2 separate regions of the Mus musculus genome follow, and region 1 is linked to region 2. The links are chromatin loops, found by intact Hi-C in ENCODE. Cell type or tissue: heart. All regions are shown on one strand.

Region 1 (5,000 bases), 1.4 Mb after region 2:
CACTGGGAGCAAGTAGAAGTACATGTAATGGGCTACTACTCTTTTCTATCTCTTATGAATACTACCAGCTATCTCTGATTTAGACATATTTCTATCTCTTACAAAAGTGACTGTAAATGGAAGAAAACTTAGCGGTGTCTGAGAGCCAGCATACAGTAGCTCCTTGCCAATGTGTGTAAACAGACGTAAATATGACTGGCCAGAAGGGCCTTTAAGCCATCTCAGAACCTAATGCAATTTACAGGGTTAAGTTACACTCGAACCGCATAAATATATTTTACTGTCTGTAATGGCAACTTAAAATAAAGGGAGATCTGGAAGGGAAGAGCTGAGGCCTCTAGTCTCTGCTTTCTATTTTATGGGACAGTAAATGACAAAGTAAGTAGCTGTTATTTACAGGACATCCACTTCACAGAACTGAGGAATCGGAGCTAGGCCATTAGTAACGGTGCACAGGCTCCCTAGATGTTATGCTTAGAAGTGAACATGTGACTCTACAATTCACATGAAGCTACCAATAAAGTAGTCTCCGTTGTCTTCTGGAGAGGCACACGAAACCAATACAATGGGCTAACCTGGCCCTCGGGTTCAGAGCCCTTTATGACAAAGCCTGCAGCGTGAGAGAGGATCCAGAACTGTATTCACAGCTGGCATGTGGATCACATTTTAGCTAATGAAAACTGCTGTGGAAAGTCAGCCCTGGGTAGAGGATGTTAAGTTATAATCTCTCTCTGAGAGCTGAAACGGACTCAGCTAAGGGGTGAGCACGCTGGTCAGAATGCTCCTTGCTTTCGTGAGAAATAAGTAATCAAATAAAAGAGTAGCTTCCGGTTTACCCTTGAGTTTGGGCTACAAAAATCTCCTCTCTCAGAGGCAGTTTAAATAAAGACCAATTGTGACAAGTGATAAGGCACTATGGAACCCAGTGTGGTCACCCACAATGCAAAGCTTGCTAAAAGGACCAAAAGAAACTGTCAGAGTTACAGTCTTTTCTTGGCTGTTTTTACAGCCCCGCCCCCATATTCTGGGAATACTCGAGATTAAAGCTTTGCAAGCTCTCTGACAGTTAAAGCAGTTGGGCGTACATGCTTTCAGTTCAGAGGGAACTGGCAAAGCATCTGCTTTAACATTATGGACTGAAACTGAGTTCTCATACCATTGGACGGGAGGGAAAGTGTCCAGGTCGTTTCCAATGCTTTAGGAAGGCTACTTGGCAGAGCAACTATAGCTGACTTGGACTTTCAGAGAGCTACATACAAGGCAGAGGGAGGACAGGCGGCCACTGAAAAATACGCCAGTGTCTGTCTTTTGGACCTGTGGGAGGAAGAGGCTAGATGAGGTCTTACCAAAAGGTTGATAATTTAGTCTGGAAGGTGAACTTTAATTTGTTCTGCAAAACAGAGCCCAGCTTGAAAGCTAGAACTGAGAAAGACTGAGAACTGCACTGTGGATATGATGAATGGGCCCAGTCTGCAAACTTCTCCACGTGGGTAATAACCAAGGACTAGAGACAGTGGAAGCACACACCATCGCACAAACAATGCTGGGTGGAGGCGGGTTGCTTGTCTTTGTGTCCTTTCTGCGGTTGATAACTGCTCTGGGGTTGGGTGGCTGCTGCTGTTGGATTCAGGAGATGCTGAAGAAGTGAAAGCTCATGCTTAAGATAAATATCTTGCATTCTTTAGAATCAATCAATATAATCAATGGAAACCCCTAAGGTCACCATATTAAGTACGGCAGCTAGATCAATTCCTGGTACTTATTTTTGCGGTTGTAATACTAATGTTGAGACAACAGTTATAATCAGATCTTTTGCCTCGGGGCTAAAGAACTAGACTGTCAGATTTGGAAAGGTATTTTCTTCCACAAGCAGGGAGCCAGGGACATATTTATTGCTTGTTTATTTTTTATTTTTTTATTTTTCTTCTTACTTGGAGCTACCAGTAGTATGGCAAATTAATTAATCTTCCACCTCAGTCAGGTAAAATTTTCATCCTTAGGGAAAGAGTTTCCTGCGTTTCTCTGGTTGCTTACTGGAAAGTCTATCAAGGCATCCCCAGCAGCTTATAAAAGCAGATGAAAACTGTAAACAGGGACACTTTTTGTAGGAGGCAAACTGGAAGTGGACTCATTAAATGATCGCATGAGTGAAAATGCACAGGTAAAAGGGAGGTGATTAATTTAGATGCCACTGTAGCAAAACCAATGAGATGGATCACTTTTCTAAAAAAAAAAAAAAAATGCAACCAAGTTTTAAAAGAACTGCGCTTCCTAGAAGCAATGTTTGAGTCATAATGTGAAACGGAAGGCCTTTAGGAGCCCTGGGAGGACTGCAGAGCAGTACAGAAAAACAGGGTTTTGCCAAACCCAGCAGCTTGTTGGAATCAGCTCAGTGGCTCATGTCCCTACCCACTCCACGCCTCTGTTTCCCCAGCTGCAGATGAAGAACTGTGTCTAACTGGATGGCTGGGAATGAATCTTTCTTCAGTTCTTCTCATCATCTTTACTGACATCTCAAGCTTTGCTTTTATTGAACATCTATAACAGGACATTGTCTCCCTTAGAGCTGAAATGTGAAAGCTGTGAATTAGGAATGCAAAACAACTTTTAAAATAGATTCACAATGTAGATATTAACCAGTAGGGATTAGGCGACTGGCATGCAATGAATGACCCGTTAGTAGCCTAGAAGTAACAAGAAATACAGTCTCATACCACCACTCAGTTAAGGGCATTTTCCTTGGCCATTTGTTTTCCAGGGGTGTGGTGAGGACTTCTAGTAACAGCTGTGTCAATTCTAGGCTCTTCACAAGGCAACGAGATAACAGAGCACACAGAGATAATTCCTTTCCTGTGCTTGGAACAGAACAAGTAGCCCTATGCTCAAATCCAGTGACAGAGCCTGCCGTTAACTAGACGGCGTTTCAATTCAGACAATCAATTATTACATTAGTCTAGTCAAGAGTTCAACAATGCAAGTCAACATTCCCTTCGAACAGGTTATTCTTAAGTATGTTTTGAATGCCAGCCATCAGCTGTACCCCGAAGCTGTGTTTTACCTGCAGTTATCCGTGTAGTCTGCAGGGGCCAGGTTTCCACACGTGGGTTAATAAGAAAATAGTAAGGTGATGAAATACACGCTGGTCCTAGGTGTTGTTCCAAGCACTGTAAGAATGTATGCACAGCTCAGAGTGGTGGCTCACACCTTTAAGACCAGCACTCCTGAGATAGAGGCAGGGAAAGCTCTGTGGGTTCCAGGCCAGCCAGGGGTACATAGAGAAGCCCTGTCTCGAAACAACAACAACAATAACAACAAAAAGATCCAAACCACTTAAGTATAAATGATAAACACCTACACATCACAGCCTAACGATGGAGAGGTTTGTCCAGTCAGGCCTCTCTACCACATTACCATACACCCTCCCATCAACTTTCCTGAAGCCATACCTCTCACTTTATTGGAGCCCCTCCAAGTGCTATTTCAGTGCTCCTGGGCTTACTGTCTGATCAGTCTTAAGATGTTCGGAACTGTTGAATCGCTGCCAATATGAGGCACAAGTGACAGTCTCAAGGCCTGCAGCCGCTCGTGGTCTGAAGTGGAAGGAAGCAGCTTCATTTGTATTCAGCAAGGTTTTTAGAAGTTTCCTCCCGCCCCCTCTGACTCAAAGGTTCTGTTTGATCAGCAACACGTGCTTCCACAACTGGGCTTTTGAGAAATTTTTATGTGAATTTGGAATTATTTATTGAATTTATTCTGCACTTTTGGGAATTAAGCTTCAGGGTTCATGCATGCTAGGCCACTGAATCGTATCCTAGCCCAGAATGCTATACTCTATACCCATCCATATGCTACCCCTATGAGCTCTCATTTACTGAAAGACATTACAACATATATATACATATACATATATGTGTATATATATACATACATATATACACATATGTGTGTGTGTGTGTGTATGCCTTGTTTTCATTCCCTTTTATAGCTGTCAAATTTAATTATGGCTGAAGATAAAATGAAACAATACATCATTCATTTTTTTTACAACATTGACTTAATTTAAAAACAAAATGTGAATTCTTCATGCGTTCCTTTAAGTAACTACAGCTTTTTGTTTTAACCGTTCAGAAATTTCCTCTTTTCAGAGGTAAACCGTGTTTCCTTTGAGGTTTTGGTGGAGAAGCAACCAGTATAAAAACATGTTAAGATATATCATTCAAAGTCCAAACTTAACCAAGATTCTGTTTTAAAAGCTTCTTTCACAAAACAAAGCAAAACAAAACAAAACAAAACAAAACCTGTCCCAGGAGAGACAGCACTAGCCGCTCCAGAGTGAGGCAACACTGCCCTCTGGAGGCTGATTAGCGTGTCCGTTTCACACAAACCCTGCCACCGACAGGGCTACCAGCCCGTTCCTACCCAACACTTCTTTCATCTTTAGAAACATCCCCTGCTGTTTAATTTCCATCATTTTTACTGATCTGCCCTCAAGAGAACAAGATGAATTTCATCTGAAGTCCATTTGACTCTTTTATTCTACAAGACTTGCGGTTGATAATCCTTTCTCCAAAATCTTTAGAGTTCACAATTCCGTGGCTCCTAGAAGAGTAGCTGCTAACAACATATCGGAACCGATAGAAATTTAGGTTAGGTTTTTACAAGTTTTACAACCAATATATTTCCAAAACCAGTGGGGAAAAACAATGACTACTAAGAACACTGGGGACGTGCAAGGACTCTTGGGCATTTGCCTAAATGGGATCAATGAAGAAACAGACATAGAGTTGTATCATTGGCTCAGATCATCAAGAAATAAGTTGCATATAAATTGAATTTTACAAATTAATTTAAAAATATATCTTTAATTTTTTAAAGCTTTTACCCAAATTGCTATTTTTCTTAACATATCCATGCCCTTTTCTGGTAAGCAATATAGCATGAATCATTAGTTATTACACCAAACACCATGACAGTGAAAACATCAAGTCTTGTTACAAACG
Region 2 (5,000 bases):
TAAGATTGCTAGGTGTGGACAAGGAAGAACAAGTTTTACAATGGAAATTAAGTAATGTTTGGTTTCTGAGCTGGGGGAATGAAGTGCTTACTTTACATATCAAAGCAGATCTGGACTTAAGGTTCTCCCAGCATCCCTCAGTCCATACCTGGCACACCCTGCTCCCATCCCTGAACTTTCCAGCCTAGGGGTTGAGCTGCCCTTCCCCCAAAAGGCTCCTGCCTATATAATCCAGACATTTTGATCTCTCTCCCTCATTTCTCTTTCTCTTTCTCTCTTCGGGCACACACACTTTCTCCCCCCCCCCCCCCCCCCCCACACACACACACACTCATAGTGACTTCCCTGGCCTGGTCTTTGGGGTTAGTGAACTCATCCAAGAGCAGCTCCCCAATAAACCTGACTTCAATATATTCTAATCTGGCTTGAGTTGGCTCATTTCACTGGCAGAGAAATAACCTATCTCTTAACATAAGTCCTTCACCTTAGCTTTAAGGAATAGCATTTTACTGAGAACGTAAATACTCTGGACATAAAATACACTGACATTCAACCAATGAATGTCCTTTTCACGGTGAGCAGGGCGCAGGGCTGAGTAATGAACTCTGTTCTTCCACTGCTTTGCTTTTACAGAATCCTCACTCTGTCTCGGACACTCTCTTTCTCCATGCTTAGCTGGGGGGGGGGGGGGTTTACTGGGTTAATTCCATCTCTAAAATAAAATGAAATAAAATAAAATAAATAAAAATAAAGAACTGTTACTAGGGTGTGTGTGCGCGCGTGTGCGCGTGCGCGTGCGCGCACGGACACATGAGTAGAGGTCAGAAGAAGCATGCTCTGGGGTTGGGTCCGTCCTTCCATCTTTCTGTAAATTCTGGAGATTGGAGTCAGGTGCTCGCCCTGTATTCTTTTTTCATGTCATCCCCCTGCTGTAGACCCCTGACCCAAGTTTTTCATAAAAGTGCCTCTTCTGGGAGGTTATTACCCAGTTCCAAAGCCTGCCCTTTGCTGCTTCCGGGTGTTATCAGTCCACCTCTACAGGGCTACAAAGTCTCTATCTATAACCAGACCACAAAACCTTTGATAAAATAGATTGTCACTTTGCTAATTTACTATAAAAGTTATCATTTTGAAAATACTTTTAGAGTAACTCCTGTCTTGCTAGTTCTGGGTGTGTTTGTATTTTTAATGAACTAATGATACAGAGACTAGGGGTACTTTTATCACCCAAATGAATTATTGCCATTTGTTTAAAATGATGTAATCACCATCACCATCATCATCCCCCACTGGACTCATCGACTACTTTCTAAAACACCTGGATACATAATAAATAAATAATAGTAATAAGACAAAAGGCATTGGCACATTCAGTCAAAGTGTTTCTCACCCAAGGAGATGTTACTTGTATACATAGACTCAATATTATGCCATATAAAGTGTGATGCCATTTTATATAGGTCTGAGTTCATGAAGTTTATAGTATTAAAATATTAAGTATGAAATAGTGACCCCAATGGCCATGACAGTGGAGAATAAAATGGACCAAGATGAGGATAAGAAATAGATGCAAATGTCCTGAAAAGATCCAAGTCCAGTTGCCACCAACTGCTCAGTGTTCCAGGAAGGCATAAAGAAGAGTTTCACAGAGAGAAGAAAGGAACCAGCCACAGCTGACCACAGGCAGCCAAGAGGAGGCAGTGGGCAGGGAGGAGAAAGAGCAGGAAGCTTATCTGAGGAGATGAGTCCCTGCAAGCCGGCTTCTCACTACAGCCCTTTGTTTCCTGCGCAGCCTAAAGAACCAAATGAAATTCATTTAATGTTATGCCCGTCATTTTGGAGCACTCTTAGGGTGGGGTGGGGGTTGCAGCTCAGTGACAGAGTGCTTGCCTAGTGCCTGTGAGGTCCTGGTTCAATTCCCAGGAAGGTAAAACCAAAAACAAATAAACAAAGGCTCTATATCTTAACATTTAAAGATGTGAAACTATATATTTTTTTAATTTTATTTTAATGCTCTTATTTACTCTTTGTAAGTTTAGCCTTTAACTTTATATGCCTCAGTACAGGGGAACGCCAGGGCCAAGAAGTGGGAGTGGGTGGGTAGGGGATTGGGGGGGGGAGTATGAGGGACTTTTGGGATAGCATTTGAAATGTAAATGAAGAAAATATCTAATTAAAAAAAAGTTTAGCTTTTAACCTTTTACTGCTGATTTTTTTTTTTTTTTTTGTGAAGAAATCTAAGTGACACATATCGTTATTTTTATACCTGCCCTTTTCAGGAATGGACCCCTCCCTTGGGAACACGTCTTTCTATATTTCACCTATGAGAAATTTCCAAACGATGACTGGCCTAAGCCAAATATTGCCAAATGGAATTAGGTAAGGCTATCTGATGTGCCAAGTGTCCAGTTCTGGAAAATTCAAAGCACTTGTAGTTGATTACAAGATCACACTGGTACATTCTTGTTTGAAACAATCCCTGGTCCTAACTAGAGTGACTTCAGGGAGAACGCTTGGCCCTTCCTTTTCTGACCTTAGTCACTTCCCATTCATTATTATTTCTTATTACCTCACGTTTCCTGTCTTATTACTATTAATACCCAGAAAATTTGCTTTGTATATAAAATCTCAACCCAGGGTTCCATCTGAAGGATGGGTTATACTGATACAATTCTGATTCCTTCTAAAACAGCCCTAAGAAATGTGCTATAGTCAAAGACATGGACTTGAACATTAACAACAAAAAGCTCCCCCTTCCGATTTCATTTCACTTGGTCAGACTACAGGAAAATGTAATGAGCGGCCTGCTTTCTGCCCACTAGGTGGCGAAAGAATGCAATTTAAAATACCGGTAACATGCCTCCCACAAACTCAAGATTTTTGAAATGATTCGTGACTTCTGGTTCCCATTTACCTTCAAACCTTTCAGACTGAAACATAAATCGATCTGAAGGACATGATTAGAAATTATTCCCTAGAATAACTTCAGAAGCTGAGCAGGTTCTGCATGGTCAAAGTCCCCATCTCCCCAAATTCCCTCCCCACTTCCTGGTTGGAGATTCCACTGTGCACCCAGGAAGCTCTAACCTGTCAGTCATTTAGCCCAGCCCTCACTGAGGCTGAGCCAGACTCTGTTCCAGAAATTCTTCCCAGCCTACAGCATTGTTTTTGCCTTTGCTGGTTATTTCTTATCACCATATATAAGCATGTTGTCATTTTCATATAAGCTCCATGCTACCCTTGCTACCTAATATCAGCCTAGGTTATAGTGACATGAGATCCTGACTCAAGATACAGAAACAGAAACGAACCAAAATTCTTCCCATCCTAGTTGTTACTCCGTGTCTTTGCTTCACACCTTGAACAGACTCTGAATTGGCTCTTTCCAGTTTCTTTCTACGTGTGTGCATGCATGTCTAGACCGGCAGTTGAAGTTGGGGAATCTTCCTTTATCACGTTACACTTTGTATTTCTCAGTGAATCCAGAGCCCTTGATTTAGCTACCATGAGCCTCGGGACTCTACCTGCCTCTGCCATATCCGTAACCCCTCCACTTCGTCAGAAATGGGGTTCCATATACATGCTTTTAAATGTGTGATGGGCACAAACTTCATGCTCCTGTGGCAGGCACTTTCCAGTTGCTAAGACCACACACGATCCTCACTGTGAGTTTCATTAATAAATTCAAATTCTGCTACTGTTCCCTTCAAAATGTATCCACAGTGCAGACATTTCTTGCCGCCTCTGCAGAGGACAGCCCATCTTGGCTAGAATGCTTTGGTAGATTGCCTGCATTTCTGCACCGTCTAAATGGTTCTGGTGCTGCCTCCGCGTTTGCCCATCTACTTAAAGTGGCCTTAATCAAACAAAAGTCAAAAAACCTTGGTGCTGTGCTGCAACCATCGGGGTTCGCATCTCACTTACCGTGACAGTCGCAGACTGTCACAGCACGCAGAGCCCTTACAACAGCGGGCTCTTTCCCCATTGTGTCTCTTGCTGCTGTTAGTGTAATTCTGCCCGCCTCCTCCTTAGACTCCAGCCTTTCTGTTCTCTGCCTTGAGCAGCCCCTCCCCCACAGCTTTATGCCCAACGCCCACATCCCCTTGCATCTTTGCTCCCTCGCATCTCTGTTTAAAGCTGTAACGCTATGCTGCCTGTAACACCCCTCACGTTTTCCTTTCCTGTTTTCTCCCTCAGCACTTGACCCTTACTGCCCACCGCAGTGTCTTCCATCTGTCTGTCAGTTCCTGTTTCTCCTGCCCTTGCTTCATATAGAAGCAGAGATCTCTGTTTTGTGCATGGCCTTCCCGGAAGTTCAATAGAAAAGACACAGAGGAGTGACTTGAAGGTTTATTGAGTGACTATTTTACACACCTTTTTTTTTTTTTTTAATGTATGAGTACACTGTTGCTGTCTTCAGGCACATCAGAGGAGGACATCAGATCCCATCACATTGTGAGCCACAATGTGGTTGCTGGGAATTGAACTCTGGACTTCTGGAAGAGACTTGGTTAAGAGCAGTCTTAACCAAGGAGCCATCTCTCCAGTCCCAGTGAATATTTTAAAAGCCCAATAGGTTGTGACTTGTGAATGGATTCTGAGTAGGGAGGGAACAGCATCCCAAGGGTGCTCTGAAGGTGGGATAAGAGGCTTAGAAACACATGCCTCTTCTACTTTTCTGCCTCAAACCCAACCCAGCCATTTCCTCCATACTCTTGAGCATGACTAAGGCTCATTTTGCTTTCATTTCCTCTATGTATTTATCTAACTTCCCCTTCAGCGGGGGAGATTTCGCATCTAGATATTTCCTCATTGTGGAATTTATGGTTGGGGACTTTAAGACTGTTAGAGTTTTCTGTTTTGAAGAGTCGACTAAGCTCCTAGAGGTCCTTAACTTTCCCACTTCCCCCCTTTCTGCACACCGTAGTTAACTTTACAGTGCTCTAAGTATAGATTGCCCAGGCAATGGAAAGCACCCAGCCTCTTTTGTTCTTTCCAAG

The links. Peaks named below come from ENCODE experiments on the same cell type or tissue, not always from the same donor. Only the 100,000 strongest peaks of a DNase experiment are listed, where the experiment ranks them.
Region 1: a loop joins it to region 2, with 3 times the contacts of the local background. A loop is called at or near these places in 2 of 42 quality-filtered maps.

What each region holds. Positions count from the first base shown.
Region 1 is chr15:5,236,078-5,241,077 of GRCm38, reverse strand. All of the region lies in intron 2 of Ptger4 (prostaglandin E receptor 4 (subtype EP4)), which reads left to right. Among named protein-coding and RNA genes, the nearest start is that of Ptger4, 5.6 kb to the left of the region's middle. In heart, no CTCF peak of the experiment used is centred here; DNase peaks (open chromatin) are centred at 2,387, 3,557 and 4,347.
Region 2 is chr15:6,623,764-6,628,763 of GRCm38, reverse strand. The region is part of intron 2 of Fyb (FYN binding protein); the gene reads right to left. Gm2245 (predicted gene 2245) reads left to right here. Exons shown (of 7, transcript NR_155272.1): 3 at 2,280-2,379. Among named protein-coding and RNA genes, the nearest start is that of Gm2245, 28 kb to the left of the region's middle. In heart, a CTCF peak has its summit at 2,810 (motif pointing right); no DNase peak of the experiment used is centred here; H3K4me3 peaks cover 1,508 bases.